Regions from separate parts of the Homo sapiens genome. Here region 1 is linked to region 2. The links are chromatin loops, found by intact Hi-C in ENCODE. Cell type or tissue: heart right ventricle. All regions are shown on one strand. Links, peaks and the distances in the headings refer to the core of each region. The heading gives the core; the rest is flanking DNA. Region 1 holds the start of CRTC2 (CREB regulated transcription coactivator 2). Region 2 overlaps LOC124904426 (a long non-coding RNA gene).

The links. Peaks named below come from ENCODE experiments on the same cell type or tissue, not always from the same donor. Only the 100,000 strongest peaks of a DNase experiment are listed, where the experiment ranks them.
Region 1: it touches region 2 in a loop (2.7-fold over the local background); 68 of 110 quality-filtered maps call a loop at or near these places.

The regions. Positions count from the first base shown.
Region 1 is chr1:153,954,741-153,962,501 of GRCh38, reverse strand. CRTC2 (CREB regulated transcription coactivator 2) reads left to right here and starts at 3,890. Exons shown (of 14, transcript NM_181715.3): 1 at 3,890-4,157; 2 at 7,336-7,437; 3 at 7,513-7,629. The coding sequence starts at 4,005. It overlaps SLC39A1 (solute carrier family 39 member 1), which reads left to right. Exons shown (of 4, transcript NM_001271958.2): 3 at 152-282; 4 at 1,748-3,392. The coding sequence ends at 2,404. MIR6737 (microRNA 6737) reads left to right here and starts at 82; the gene lies at 82-151. RefSeq lists enhancers at 3,661-3,860, 4,421-4,470, 4,481-4,700, 4,761-4,810 and a silencer at 4,111-4,260. In heart right ventricle, for the core only: no CTCF peak of the experiment used is centred there; DNase peaks (open chromatin) are centred at 2,971 and 3,811; H3K4me3 peaks cover 2,616 bases; H3K27ac peaks cover 4,930 bases.
Region 2 is chr1:153,793,535-153,801,295 of GRCh38, reverse strand. LOC124904426 (a long non-coding RNA gene) reads right to left here. Exons shown (of 3, transcript XR_007066634.1): 3 at 6,102-6,148. It also overlaps the pseudogene LOC343052. Among named protein-coding and RNA genes, the nearest start is that of SLC27A3, 22 kb to the right of the region's middle. RefSeq lists an enhancer at 7,518-7,761. In heart right ventricle, for the core only: a CTCF peak has its summit at 3,897 (motif pointing left); a DNase peak (open chromatin) is centred at 3,895.

The DNA of each region.
Region 1 (7,761 bases), core at 819-5,818, 160 kb before region 2:
TATGAATGCTTGGCTTAGGGAGGGCTCTGGGGCTGGCGGGGAGTGACCAAAGGAGGAGGGAAAGGCAAGGGTAGCCATTGTTTGGGTTGGGGTGGTCGGCCCTGGAGGGGGTTTGTTTGCTTATTCCCCTCTGTGCTTCACCCCTACCCAGCTTCCCGCCAGAAAGCCCTGAGCCTAGTAAGCTGTTTCGCGGGGGGCGTCTTTTTGGCCACTTGTCTCCTGGACCTGCTGCCTGACTACCTGGCTGCCATAGATGAGGCCCTGGCAGCCTTGCACGTGACGGTGAGCACTGGCCTGGGCATGTGACTTGCGGGAGGGGAATCACACACCTCTGGGAGTGTTGGTTTGTGGAGATTGATTCATGTGCCACTCCATGACTGTGTGGAAGACTTTTGGCATGTGGTATGAATTGTGATTTTTGGTTATGGGGCATAATTCTTTCTATGTGTTCCCTCCCCCTTCCCCATTCCCTGTGTGACCCCTACATTCCCGTTGAGACAGTAAGACACTTTTTCTCAGGTGTGTGACTTGCTCTATGGGTTCTCAGTTCTAGCTACCAGCAAGTGCTCCAAGAATCATCTTCACTCTCTCACCACTTTCCTAAAGGGCTGGAGATAGAGGTCTCTGTAGGCCTGAGAAGGATAGGAAGCGATTCCCTGGGTCTTGGTGTTGCTAACCTTTTTAGGCTTTGGCCCAAGGAAGTGGGCTGTGAGGAATGATCAAGTCCACGGCATAGGACTTGGTTTATTATAGGAAAAACTGAGGCCGTTGGATAGTGGGGCAGGAAAGTCATCCTGGGCTCTTTCCTTTTTTCCTCTAAAACTGAGGAAGTAACACTGGATGTATCCCTTTGTGTGTCTGTGACTGAGTGACCTGTGTTTCCGTGTGACTGCGTATAAGCCTGAATGTCCTGTGATATGTGGCTCTATGTATGAGTATTTGGGGAGATGGGCAATGTGTGACCTTTTCATGTATGTCTACATCAGTGACTCTCAACTAGGAGTGTGGCTTTGCCCCTCAGGAAACATTTGGTAATGTCTGGGGATATTTTTAGTTGTCACAATGGGGAGGGGGATGGAGGGAACATTGTGCCTGCTATTGGCATCTGGTAAGTAGAGATCAGAAATGCTGTTAAACAATCTACAGTGCACAAGACAGCTCCCATGACAAAGAATTATCTGGCCCAAAATGTTTTTGTTTGTTTGTTTTTGTTTTGTTTTGTTTTTGAGAAAGAGTCTTGCTCTGTTGCCCAGGCTGGAGTGCAGTGGCACAATCTCGACTCACTGCAATCTCTGGCTCCTGGGTTCAAGTGATTCTCCTGGCTCAGACTCCTGAGTAGCTGGGATTACAGGCATCCACCACCACACCCTGCCAATTTTTGTATTTTTAGTAGAGACAGGGTTTCACCATGTTGGCCAGGCTGGTCTCAAACTCCTGACCTCAAGTGATCTTCCCACTTTGGTCTTCCAAAGTGCTGGGATTATAGGCATGAGCCACTGCCCCTGGCCCCAAAATGTTAATAGTTCCAAAGCTGAGAAACTTTGGTCTACACGTAACACTGTGAGTGACACCATAATCTGTGTGTACGTATCATTCTGTGTCAGTGTTACCAATTCACTCTATCTTTGTGTGACTGAGAGTAGCCCTGTGTCTGTGTCAGACCCTAGGTCTGTGTAACTGGGCTTTCACCAGATTTTGCATCTCACTCTTCCTTCCCTGAACATTTTGCTGCTGCTTCTGCCCACAGCTCCAGTTCCCACTGCAAGAGTTCATCCTGGCCATGGGCTTCTTCCTGGTCCTGGTGATGGAGCAGATCACACTGGCTTACAAGGAGCAGTCAGGGCCGTCACCTCTGGAGGAAACAAGGGCTCTGCTGGGAACAGTGAATGGTGGGCCGCAGCATTGGCATGATGGGCCAGGGGTCCCACAGGCGAGTGGAGCCCCAGCAACCCCCTCAGCCTTGCGTGCCTGTGTACTGGTGTTCTCCCTGGCCCTCCACTCCGTGTTCGAGGGGCTGGCGGTAGGGCTGCAGCGAGACCGGGCTCGGGCCATGGAGCTGTGCCTGGCTTTGCTGCTCCACAAGGGCATCCTGGCTGTCAGCCTGTCCCTGCGGCTGTTGCAGAGCCACCTTAGGGCACAGGTGGTGGCTGGCTGTGGGATCCTCTTCTCATGCATGACACCTCTAGGCATCGGGCTGGGTGCAGCTCTGGCAGAGTCGGCAGGACCTCTGCACCAGCTGGCCCAGTCTGTGCTAGAGGGCATGGCAGCTGGCACCTTTCTCTATATCACCTTTCTGGAAATCCTGCCCCAGGAGCTGGCCAGTTCTGAGCAAAGGATCCTCAAGGTCATTCTGCTCCTAGCAGGCTTTGCCCTGCTCACTGGCCTGCTCTTCATCCAAATCTAGGGGGCTTCAAGAGAGGGGCAGGGGAGATTGATGATCAGGTGCCCCTGTTCTCCCTTCCCTCCCCCAGTTGTGGGGAATAGGAAGGAAAGGGGAAGGGAAATACTGAGGACCAAAAAGTTCTCTGGGAGCTAAAGATAGAGCCTTTGGGGCTATCTGACTAATGAGAGGGAAGTGGGCAGACAAGAGGCTGGCCCCAGTCCCAAGGAACAAGAGATGGTCAAGTCGCTAGAGACATATCAGGGGACATTAGGATTGGGGAAGACACTTGACTGCTAGAATCAGAGGTTGGACACTATACATAAGGACAGGCTCACATGGGAGGCTGGAGGTGGGTACCCAGCTGCTGTGGAACGGGTATGGACAGGTCATAAACCTAGAGTCAGTGTCCTGTTGGTCCTAGCCCATTTCAGCACCCTGCCACTTGGAGTGGACCCCTCCTACTCTTCTTAGCGCCTACCCTCATACCTATCTCCCTCCTCCCATCTCCTAGGGGACTGGCGCCAAATGGTCTCTCCCTGCCAATTTTGGTATCTTCTCTGGCCTCTCCAGTCCTGCTTACTCCTCTATTTTTAAAGTGCCAAACAAATCCCCTTCCTCTTTCTCAAAGCACAGTAATGTGGCACTGAGCCCTACCCAGCACCTCAGTGAAGGGGGCCTGCTTGCTCTTTATTTTGGTCCCGGATCCTGGGGTGGGGCAGAAATATTTTCTGGGCTGGGGTAGGAGGAAGGTTGTTGCAGCCATCTACTGCTGCTGTACCCTAGGAATATGGGGACATGGACATGGTGTCCCATGCCCAGATGATAAACACTGAGCTGCCAAAACATTTTTTTAAATACACCCGAGGAGCCCAAGGGGGAAGGGCAATGCCTACCCCCAGCGTTATTTTTGGGGAGGGAGGGCTGTGCATAGGGACATATTCTTTAGAATCTATTTTATTAACTGACCTGTTTTGGGACCTGTTACCCAAATAAAAGATGTTTCTAGACATCTGTACAGTATCTGATTCGTTTGTTTTGGGAAAGGGGTGGGCATGTGGCCAGCCTGAGAGGGCCTGAGTCCCAGATGTTTACAGCTGTTTTAAGATTCTTGGTCTCACTGTTTTCACTCAGGACCCGATAGTCCCCTTCCCTGAAGATGACCTAATTTTTCCTCCTTTGTGTCTTGGTACTTCTTTCCCGGTCTCCACCCCTCGGCTTCCCTTCTCTTCCCTCCCCTCCCTCTTCCTTTCTTCTCTCTTCAATCCCTCTCTCCTTTCCGTTCGTAGTCTCAGGGCTAATTTAGAACTACTCTTCCCAGCTTGCACCTCTCAGGGAGTAGCCGAGAGGGTGGAGCCAAGTCCCCAGTTTCCGGAGTCAGCAGGGCTGCTGGGAAGTGGAGTCCGTTTCCTCCTAGTGCTGCGTGACTGGGGATGTGAAGGAGTCTCGTAAACAAACTACAATTCCCGGCGGCCCCCGCGCGCAACAGGTCAGGGCTAGGCTGGGGCCGGGTTCGCGGTGCTCGCTGAGGCGGCGGTGGCTACGGCTGGAGGAGCCGGGCCGAGGCCGCGGCGGAGGCCGCGGCTGGTACTGGGAGGGTGGCAGGGAGGGACGGGGAAGGAAGATGGCGACGTCGGGGGCGAACGGGCCTGGTTCGGCCACGGCCTCGGCTTCCAATCCGCGCAAATTTAGTGAGAAGATTGCGCTGCAGAAGCAGCGTCAGGCCGAGGAGACGGCGGCCTTCGAGGAGGTGATGATGGACATCGGCTCCACCCGGGTGAGGGGCCGCGCCGGGGAGCCGGAGCAGAGCTGAGCAGTTACGGAGCGGAGACCGGAGAGGCGGGGCGGGGGCGGGCGCCGCAGCGAAGGAGGCGGAACAGAGCAGGGGACGCGGGCGCCGCCGTTTGGGAGGCGCAGGTTGAGGGCCGAGGGGCAGGAAGAAGGATTTTGCCGGGGGAGACCGAAACACCGGAGAGGTTCGGGGTGTAGAGGCGACTGGGGGCCGAGTACGTGAGGTGGGAGTGGGCGGAGAGGGGAGATGAAGTCCGGCGGAGGTAGGAGGTGAGTGGTCCTTGTGCATCCCTGACGGAGTCCCCTCGAGGACGCTACTGAAGCATGCCTGGTATTGGGGTATGGCCTGGGAGGAGGGCTGCTTGTCTGTAACCTGGCTCCTCTGAGTTTGTGATCTCCTCCAAACTGGTCCCTCTGCCTTCTGCGCTTTGGTGCCCCCGGGAAAGGGCCCCTTGAGTGGTTTGAACGAGCGGTGCTGTGTATAGTGGGGCAGGAAGTCCCCTCCTGCGTCCCGTCCTTTTGCTTCCTTTTTCAAATACTTCTTGTGGTTTCCTGACGTGAATGAAGGTGAGGTCCATTGCTTGGTGTTTTGTCCTGGCCTCCTTGGAGGAGAGGTAGGGTTTTGAATCCGACAACTGGGTAACCGTCCGACCATAAGTTGTGTGGAACTCTATGGTTTGCTGAGCTTTCTAGGGAGTTGGCTGCTTTGTGGGTTAGTGTGTAGGGTGCCTTGGAGGGTCTTCTATGTGTTGAGAATATTCATTCCTAGGAGTTCTTGAAAGAACTTTCAGGCCTCTGCCAGGCTGCCTCTGAAGCCCCCCTGGCTTGGTTTCTTGCTTTCCAAGGCTGGAGGTCAGAGGGACCAAGGGGTAGGAGTCCGCCTAGGTGGTATGCAGTCTTAATTTAGGGACACATTCTTCTAAAACAACAGTAGGTAAGGATATTGCAATGATTCCTCATGGCAGAGAGCTAGAAGGAATTTAAGGATTGATGGTGGAACATTACTACAACATCTCTAGCCTTTTTCTGCTGGTCTGACTGTGGTTGCATTTATGACTGTGACTCTGGTTGTATTTTTGTGTGTATCCCCCTTGACTCTGTTACTTTTTTTTTTTTCTCGTCCTTTCCCCTTTGAGTCTCTAGGGACTATGTGCCCTAGTTTGTGGGAGTCAGAAGTTAGGTGGGGAGGCAAATCTGGGAGGGTGTCTGTGCACGCATGTGCACACTTAAATGCATGTGTGTGCATAACCCACTGTAACCATTGTGAGGATTATTATCTAACTGTAGACTGCTCCCCTTTAGGAGCTTTTTCATCATGTTGGGGACAGAGACAGGAAGATGGGAGGCTGATCTTGATAGCGTGAGGCCCTGCCCTCAGGACTGTGATTCTAGCAGAGGCATGGTGGGATCTTAGGGCTCGTATGTGCAAAGAAAGGCTGTGCGAAACTCAAAAGCTGGGGCTTCTCTTTACGGTGCCTCGATCTCTTAAAAGGCCCCTTCTACCCACCTTGCTCCTATTGGTTAATTTCTCAGCTACACAGAAAAGTCTAGTGGGCATACATGGCCAGGGGACCCAAAAGTCTAGAGCTAGGGACAAGAGATCTGGGACTCAGCCTGTTATCTGGCCAGGTGGGAGGGCTCATTTGAGACAGAGATGGCCATGGGAGGCTATACCACTGAGATACTGGGGTTGCCATATATGAGACCTCAAGTGGTCTTCAAGTGGTCCAGAGGTCAGCACAGTGCTCACTAGGCTGACCTCCTGGAACAGAATGTCAGTTCTGATGTTGGCTTCTGTACAAGAGTGTGACCCTGGAAGCTCTTAGAACTTGCCCCTCCTCAGCTGCCCTCCTCCCCATGGCCTTGCCCTGGGCCTGTTTATTTGGCTGGTCGCAGGGGCTGAGCCTTGGAAATAGATGCTCACCTCTCACAGAGACAGGATGTCTGTACACAGGCTAAACCCATGCCAGGCTGTCTTACGCCTATGCCAGACATAGCTCCCCAAAGTGAGGATGAGACCAGGAAGATGGCCCTGGCCCATGCTGGAGTGGGCTGCTGCTCTCTGTCCACCCTCCTTCTCCAGGCTTCCCTGCCAATTCAAGAGCCTTAGGATTCAGTGGAAGAATGTCCCTTGGTTTTGGTGCTGTTTTTCCAGCTAGGAGAGCTGCTATTCCTTGGATGTTCTAGTTTGGGAGGTGCAGGCTTTGTGTAGCCTTCCTGAGGCTGGGCAAGTGGCAGAGCCCAGAAGCCTGTGCTCTCCAGAGTGGGAAGGAAAGAGGCTGGCAGTAATGGCTCTGTGACATCCACCTGTGGCCTTCCTCTTAATCTCTCAATTAGTCCTGGACGCATCTGGAAAGAAAGCAGAGGTTCCTAATAGGCACTCCCCCTTGTGAGTAGCCCGGGAGCTCCTGGCAGCCCCTCAGGGACTCTGCTTAGAGTGATGCCAAATGAGACAGGCCCTCAGCAGAGTATCTGTCTCTGCCTGGCAGGATGATGTCAAGCAGTAGTGATATCATTGATGAGGGCAGTCTGCAGATGGGCTCTGGTGGGTTATTTGCACCAAATCTCGGTGGACCTTTCAAACCCCAACACTGGCCTTTTTTTTCTGGCAGATAATTTCTTTATTTTTTTTTTAACTTTTTTTTTTTTGGAGACAGGATCTCAGTCTGTCACCCAGGCGGCTAGAGTGGAGTGACATAAACATGTCTCACTGCAGCCTCTACTTCCTGGGCTGAAGTGATCCTTTTTTTTTTTTTTTTTTTTTGAGACAGAGTCTCTCTCTGTTGCCCAGGCTGCAGTGCAGTGGCACAGTCTCGGCTTACTGCAACCTCCACCTCCCAGGTTCACGCCATTCTCCTGCCTCAGCCTCCCGAGTAACTGGGACTACAGGCGCCCGCCACCACGCCCGGCTAATTTTTTGTATTTTTAGTAGAGACAGGGTTTCACGGTGTTAGCCAGGATGGTGTCGATCTCCTGACCTTGTGATCCGCCTGCCTCGGCCTCCCAAAGTGCTGGGATTACAGGTGTGAGCTACTGTGCCTGGCCTAGATATTTTAAAAGCAGTGGCGGCAGCAGCATATCCTGGTGACAGAGATGGCAAGGATGGCTGAAGGAAATAGTGCTCAGGACCCTCCTGACATTCCCACTTGTTCCCCATGTCTCAGTTACAGGCCCAAAAACTGCGACTGGCATACACAAGGAGCTCTCATTATGGTGGGTCTCTGCCCAATGTTAACCAGATTGGCTCTGGCCTGGCCGAGTTCCAGGTGAGTAGACCCCAGCCAGGGAGGAGTGGAGTTTCTTAGGCTGCTTCCTCTGCTGACTTCTGTCCTTTTTGGCAGAGCCCCCTCCACTCACCTTTGGATTCATCTCGGAGCACTCGGCACCATGGGCTGGTGGAACGGGTGCAGCGAGATCCTCGAAGAATGGTGTCCCCACTTCGCCGATACACCCGCCACATATCCTTCACAGGGGACTTGGGAGTGTCTGAAAGGTAGTGGGATGGGGTTCCTCAGGGACTCATAGGAAGCACTTGAAGTGTTGTGCGTCCCTTCCTTCTCTTGGAGCTCTTCTTTACCCAGCTTCCCTGA
Region 2 (7,761 bases), core at 1,236-6,235:
GGAGCAGAGTCCTGACTGGCACCCTCTGCTGAGTAGGCCCGCAAATGGATGGTGTAGGCTGTGGCAGGCTCCAGGTTGGAGAAGACGTGCTCAGAAGTGCCTTTGCTTATGGCCTCTTGGAGCTCCGGGCCAGATGGCTCTGAGGAGCAAAGCAGCATCTTCTCACTAGCCACGTCCCCACACCTTCACAAACTGGGGACGAAGCCCCTCTTGGTGCCTGGCTGGGCCAGCCAAGCCTCCAAGGAGAGCAGGGAAGGGAGCTACAGAAGTTGGAGCTAAGCTGAGAAAGGATGAGGATGAGGATGAGGAAAGGGCCTAGAGTCAAGCTGAAAAGCAGTAAGGAAGCACCAAAAGACCATGTACAGAGGCAGCCAGCCCAGAGAACCACAGGCCCAGAGGCCTGGGAAGAATCCAGAAGGGTCTGGGGTCATGGAGGAGACTGGGGCTCAGAGAGTGAGAGGGACTCACCCAGGACATCAGCAGTCAGGAGCAGAGATGGGCTGGTGCCAGGGACTCCTGGCCCCTGGCCCTGCTCTGAGGTCAAAGCCCTCTCCACCCACCCACACCCACCTCCCACAGGCCGGAGGTGCAGCACGTAGCCAATGATGTCCCTGCTGGAGGGGGGGGTGGCTCCCAGGACACTCGAATGGCAGAAGTAGAGAGAGCCATGGCATGCAGGCCCCTGGGGACGGGGTGGCTCTGGGCCCCCTGTCACAACCAGGCGGGCACTGGCCTGGTTGGAGCCCGTGCTGTTCTCTGCCACGCATTGATAGATGGCCTCATCCTCAACTGAAACCCCTGCCAGCATCAGCGTACTAGAGAAAGACAAACTCAGCTACTGGGAGCCCTTTCCCACCAAGACTTAGTGGAGTGGCCCTAGAGGAGGAGGCTGTGTGGGGACATTACCTGTAATGGAGCAGTCAGGGCAGAGCCTCCTGGGGGAGGGGGGAATTGCTGGAAGTAGAAGGTAACTTGCTGGGGGTTTGTGGATGGGTGTGGATTTTTGAGATTTAGGTAGTGAGTGTTGCATGTAGGTGGGGGTGGACGCCCAGGGTGGGTAGGGGGACCTACCATTGCCAGTGGGCAGTGGGGAGTGGTGAGACACGAGTACCTATTGTTGTGAGTCAGCCTGATGTTATTCCCAGGACTCAACACCTTCCCATTCTTCAGCCAGACCAGACGGGACTCAGGGACGCCCTGGGCCACGCAGGTGAAGATGGCACTGCTGCCCGGAGGCTTGGACAAGGACTGTGGCCACTGGACAAACTCGGGGAGCTGGGCAGGCAATAGCATGGAGGAAGGTGCCGTGAGACCCAGCCTCTTGCCTCCTGCCCTGGACCCTCTCCAGATCCAGGCTCCTGTCAGGGAGCTGGGGTGCTCCAGCACTCTCCCCACCCAGTTGGGCCCTTGGGGCTCACCCTGCACGAGCAGGACGCCCTGCGCTGTGCGCCGGACATGGGTGCCTGGCCGATTGGCGGCGCAGACATAGACACCTGAGTGCTGGACTGAGACGTCGGAGATCATGAGATTCCCTGTGTCCAGAATGTCCAGAACTTGGATGCCCTCTACGCCGATGGAGCGGCCATCTGCAAGAAGGCGTTGGGGGGTCAGGCTGGGATAGGACGAGGGAACAGGGCTCTGAGAGACAGCAAGGGGGTGGGGGGCGGCTGCGCACCCAGGCGGCTCCAGGAGACAAGCGGCCAAGGGTGACTGGTGGCAATGCACTCCAGCACTGCCGTCTGGTGCACTGTGAGGGTCAGGTTCTGAGGCCCAGACAGGATCTCTGGCTCCTGCAGCAGCCTCAGGGGTCCCACTGTGTGGTGGAAACAAGCAAATTGGATCAGGAAAGGAGAACCTCCTTCCAATACTCAACTTCTACTCCAAGCACACTCTTCCAGCCCACAAATGTCACCAGACCTCAGAGGTGTGCTTTGCAGCTGCTATTCCATCCCCAATTTACAGATTTTAAAAATGACCTGCCCAAAGTCCCATGGAAGTAGCTATCAGGCTGAAGGTCTGGTAGACTGGGGGTGCGGAGAGAGAGGAGAGAGCATTCTCCTCCTACAAACCCTGTGGGTGGCCCCACCTTCCCTGGGCGCCTCACCCTGAGGGGCAGGTAGAGGCACCCACAAAGTTAGTAGGAGGCGCTCCCTCAGAAAGCATGACCAGCCTCCTAAGACCTCAGCCTGCTTAGCTGCTTAGGAAGGATGTGTTTTCCCAAAGTAACTCTTGTTTTGGGTCTAAATCACATCTTCATTTTATGCCATGCTCCCCCGTTTCATTAGTTTATTCAACAGGTCATCACTGGGGGCTCCCATGTGCCAGGCAGCACCCTCACACTGGGAGCACAGTTGTGAACAACATCGTGTGAAACAGAGCTCTGCCTTCCCATAGGCCATCATCCTCATTTTCTTTACCACCTTGTATCATGTGAGAACTTAACGTGTCTTTCCTTTCATAAATGCCCTTTATTAAGAATGTCTCAGATAAAATGTTTCTAAAATGAAAGTTTCTCAAGGGCTGGTCTAAAGTCTTACACATCTTTATCCCTCAAGGTGTAGGATTGTGTTTTGTTCATTCACTTATTCAGCAACTATAGATTGAAGGCCTACTTTGGGCCCAGCCCTTCTCCATTTGCCTCTTGCAAGCTGCAGTACAGGCTGTGGGCTGCCCTGGAATCTCCTGGCCTCATTCAAAGAGGCTGTGTCCTGCCTGGCCAGACAGTTCAGTGAGGGGAGGCTGGGCCACCCGGGCCGACCCCTTCCCCATGCCAGACATTGGCTGCGAGCCCCACAGATTGTCCCATTTTGCCCTCACCACAGCCTGTGTGCGGAGTACTGTTATTTCCCCCATTTACATGAGAAGATCAAGGATCAGAGAGGTTAAGTAACTTGCCCAATGACAGAGGCACTGGCAGAACTGGGGGACTTCCTGGATCTTGGTAGCACTGAACAGCTGACAAAGAGGATCCCCTCTTTAGCCGCTGTGAGCTCCTTGAAGTCTGGGAAATTCTGTCTCACCCTGGTGCACGCCCAGGGTAAGTGCCTGTCCAGGTGTGTGCAGTTGAGTGCATTAGGGGTGAATGGCTTGGGGCCTTGGTCCCCAGCTCCTGCCCCTGGGGAAGACTACTCTTGACACCAGCTCCTTTAGGCAACCCTTGAGCCTTCGGTTTCTGATTGGTCCTCTGCCCCCAACAGGCGCCTGCTCCTCCTGCTAACCTCCTGTCGCTCTCTGGCCATTCGTCTCCCTGCTCCGCGGGCAGCAGAATCCTATGTCTGCTCGATAGCCTTGAGAGACATAGCCTCCTGCCCTGCCCTCCTGCCCCAGACTGTGGATAGGAACGGAACACCACAGGCCAGAGGGACCTCATTGGGCTCCTCTGCTCCTGCAGAGGAGCCGCTGACCCCCACCCTCGCTTTGAGTTTCTAAGTCAGTTACAGATCAGAAACACAACCGTTCCCCCTTCCCCTGCCAGTCTTAAGTTTAAAAATTATATACCGGCCGGGCGCAGTGGCTCACGCCTGTAATCTCAGCACTTTGGGAGGCTGAGGCGGGCAGATCACGAGGTCGAAAGATGGAGACCATCCTAGCCAACATGGTGAAACCCCATCTCTACTAAAAATACAAAAATTAGCCGGGTGCGGTGGCGGGCGCCTGTAGTCCCAGCTACGCGGGAGGCTGAGGCAAGAGAATCGCTTGAACCCGGGAGGCGGAGGTTGCAGTGAGCCGAGATGGCGCCACCGCACTCCAGCCTGGCGACAGAGCGAGACCCCGTCTAAAAACAAAAAAATAGATATAGCCTTCGGTGAGATTTTGTCAGAGATGTTTTGAAAGTTCGCCCAGGTGCAGCAGTGGTGTCCCGTGGTACACTTGCTTATTTATACCCTGGAGCCCCCTAGTGGCTGATTCAGGCATGACTTTCCCTCACAAACACCTGCGGCATCTCTGGTTTAGGCAGGGTCTAACCTGCCTCTCCTGCTAGGCACCAGCTCCTCATAGGCTCTGCTGTGGCCTTCACTTTGGGCACAAAACTCTCCCACCCCATTTGGCCTGCAAGTGGGGTCATCCTGGGTGTTTCATCTCAGGTACAAAGCTATTTTCATCCTCACCCCAAGAAGGAGACGTGCAAGTGTCCATGCACACATGCACATGTACATGCAAGCACAGACACATACACGAACACATGCACATCTACACGCCATGTGTATGGGGGCCACGTGTTCAAAACACAGGCTGACTCAGCCCCAACGCTAGACCCTCCAGAGCTCCCACTACCCTCTGGATCAAGTCCAAACTCCTTTCATGGTATGTGCCTTGCCTACTCGCCAACATTAACTTTGCTACCCTGAATTCTGCCCATTCTGTGGTCCAGCAACACAGAACTGCCTGTGTGAACTTTGTTGTCCTCACCCTTGTGCATTTGTCCAAGGAAATGCCCCCGCCCTTACCTCCTGACCTTGGCTTGCCTCTCTCCACTCACCCTTCAACACCCGGCTTGGGGTAGCTTACTCCAGAAGCCCCTGACAATCCTTGCCCACAGCCCAACCCTGGGTTCCCGCAGCACCACCTTCTCTCTCAGGTTGTGAGCTCCAGGAAGCCAGGGATGGCTCAAGCCTGCTGCCCTCCCACACCTGGCACAGTCATAGGTGCTCAAAATGCCTGCCTGTCCCATGTACAACCACAGCAACCATACCCTCCCCTCTGCCCAGTGCCCACACTGGGCCTGGCTTACCACTCAGGGTCAGCTGGGCATCCTGGCTGTGGCGGGTACTGGCCACATTCCATGCCACGCAGCGGTAGGTTCCCATGTCAGTCTGGCTCACACTGGTGATGTGGAGGATGCCACTAGGCAGCAGTGTGACCCTGAGGATGCAGAGGTCAGGGCTCCATGGCCTGTGCCCTGGCCCACAGCCCACCGTCCCATTGCACTCCTGGCAGGTGCTCACCGGTGGTTGGCAGTATTCAGGGCTGTGCCATTGTGCTCCCAGGAAATGGATGGCTCAGGCACCCCCTGGATCAGGCACTGGAAGCGAGCAACTCCACCCCGCTCCACCTCAATGGATTCTGGATGTTGGTGGAAGCGGGACAGACCTAGAGGATGGGGGGGCCACTTGGGCACCTGCAGAGCTGGCCCTGGGCTATCCCCCCACAACCAAGTCCCAGGGCTGGGCCCCACCTCTGTGCCCACATCTGCCACATCCTCTTCAGTATAGAGCCCTGCAGCCTCATGTCTAGGACTTCTGTGGGCTATAAGCACTTTGCCTTCCTCCATTACAAAAATTTTAAATCATAGTTTACAATGGCATTGGAATATAGACAAGTATAATCCAGTCTGGACTCATTTTTACATATTTATTATTGTATTCATTTTTTTCTTCTGGTTTTGAAGAAGTTAAAACATTTTTGTGGGCCCCTAAAAGAATCAGAGGCTCTACCAGTGTGTACACTGTGTCTAATGGCTGGGCTGGCCCTGCTCAGGCCCACTCTCAGCGAGTCTGGGCCCCATGGGTGCCTTCTGTGGGTGCCCCACCAACTCTCATCCCCCAATCCCAGGAGCAGCCCTGTCACTTACTTGCCAGCTGTACCCGGGCCTGTCGGCTCACCAGCCGCCCGTAGCGGTTCTGGGCCACGCAGTGGTACTCGTGGGCACGGGAAGGGAGGCTCCGGCGGGAAGGCAGGGCGGCCAGGTGCAGGGAGCCATCTGGCATCAGGGTGACACCACTCTCATTGGCTAAGGCCAGCCTATCCCGCTGCCAGGAAATGGACACAGGCGGCTCACCCTCCACCTGGCAGGGCAGCACCAGTGGGTGCTCCCACACAGCCACTGTGTCCCCCAGCTCCTGCACGAAGGCCAGCTCGGAGCCTGCAGCACAGCCTGTAGGGACAGCCAGCACAGCCTGAACACGGCGGCCCCCTGAGGCCCACCCTTTGTCCACCACCTCCCCCATGGCTTTGATTCCCTCCCAGCCTTGGCGAGGGGCAAGGGACAGGACTTGACTTTAGGGAGACTTTGGGTCAGCAAAGGAGGAACAGGGAAGAGAGGGCAGGGCCTGGCCATCTGAGGAGCAGGGCGGGCCACTGTCCGGCTGGCGGGTGCGGTGTGGGCCTGGCGGGCCGGCTGTGATTGATGGCCTCTTTCAGCTGGGCCCTGGCAACGGGGAGGGGGCGGGGTGGGCACAATGGTGAGGTCAGGGGCTGAGGCGTGAGCATTGTGCTCCCCAGGGGACAATGGGATCGCCCCCTCCCTCCCCCACCGGCCCATCTGCCTGTCTGCCTGCAGGGTCAGCTTCCCAGGACTCCTGGCTCTCCCCCTTCCCCCTCCCGCCACCAGGACCCTGGCCTCTGAATAGGGAAGGAACACACTTACACTCACACACACTCATTCACGGACACACACACACTTGGATTAAAAATCACAACCTCACTGGCCACCAGGTCTTCTAGACACAGACAGATTCCATCCCAGATGCACACTCAAGGAGGCCCCAAACACAGGTCACACATAGATGTCCCTACAGACTCAAAGTCACAAATACATAAGCACAGGGCCACAGACACTAACAGCACAGGCCCAGAAATGCATGAGCAGAGCTGTGAACCCACAGCCTCCCTTCCCACACACCCCCATAAATACAATAACTCAGCCTGTAAGGCTGAGCCAGGACCCCCAGCAGATGGGGTGGATAGGCGGGCAGACAGAGCCTCCGAGGGGCACATGGGCAGGGGGCTCAGCCAGCCTTGGTTGGCTCAGGGACATCTGTGGGTAAGCCTCTGGGGCCCTGCCTCTGCATGCCCCGCAGTCTGCTCAGCCACTTGCCTCACGTGGCCCCCAGGTCCCCTTCTAGCCACTGTGCCCCAAAGCCTGGGCTCCTAGAGCACCCCCCACAGCTCTCCCGCAGCCCTGCCTGCCCCTCCTGCTCACCCCTCTCCTCTGCTGTCCTCAGGGTTTCTCCATCTCCACTCCGGCCACCTCCATCCCTCTGCTTCCCCAACCTTGCCCCGCAACTCTCCCACCCCTATGCCTGCCTCTTTTTCTTCCCCGTCCCTCTGCCCTGGCTTTCCCTATGGCCCCCATGGCTCAGCCTCTTACCCCAGCCTGGGAGCAGCAGCAGCAGCAGCCCCATGTCCCTGCCAGGCACGGCCCCTCAGCCTGGGCAACTTCTCCAGCAGCCCCAGTCTCCTGCCTTCAGCCTGGGGGCCCTTGGGCTGTGGGCATTCTCCACCCCGCACTTTGGCGCACAATGTGGGGGCCCTGGTCTTGCTTTGGGGAGCCCAGGTTCTGGGGTGCCAAGCTCTGGGGTCGAGACTGAAGGCTACTGTCCTTGCCTTCGTGTTCCTGGAGCTGGGTCTCTCTCTGCTTTCAGCCTGAGCCCCCTCCCCACTCCTATCCCCACTGTCCCCTCCTCCCAGGGCCAGGACCCAGACACCGAGACAATTGGGGCGGGGAAAGGGGGCGAGGGCCAATGAGAGCGGGGCAAAGTTGGGGGGTCAGACCCGCCCCTTTCTCAGCTTCCAGAAATCTCTCCCAGCCCATTACCCACCCCTTACTCCCTCTCAAACTTTGACTGAATGAGAGTGAAGTTCTAGGAGGAGTTGGGGCATCTGGTCCCCCAAGCCCATCCCTGGGGATCCATGTCCTGGACAGGGGTGGCTTGAAGTCTAATTTGGGGGTCCTGGGGAGGGGTGCAGAGCCCCCACTCTCCTAGTAGAGTCACCGTCCCAGGTGCTGAGCCTGGGCCTGAAGTGGGGGACCTCATCCCA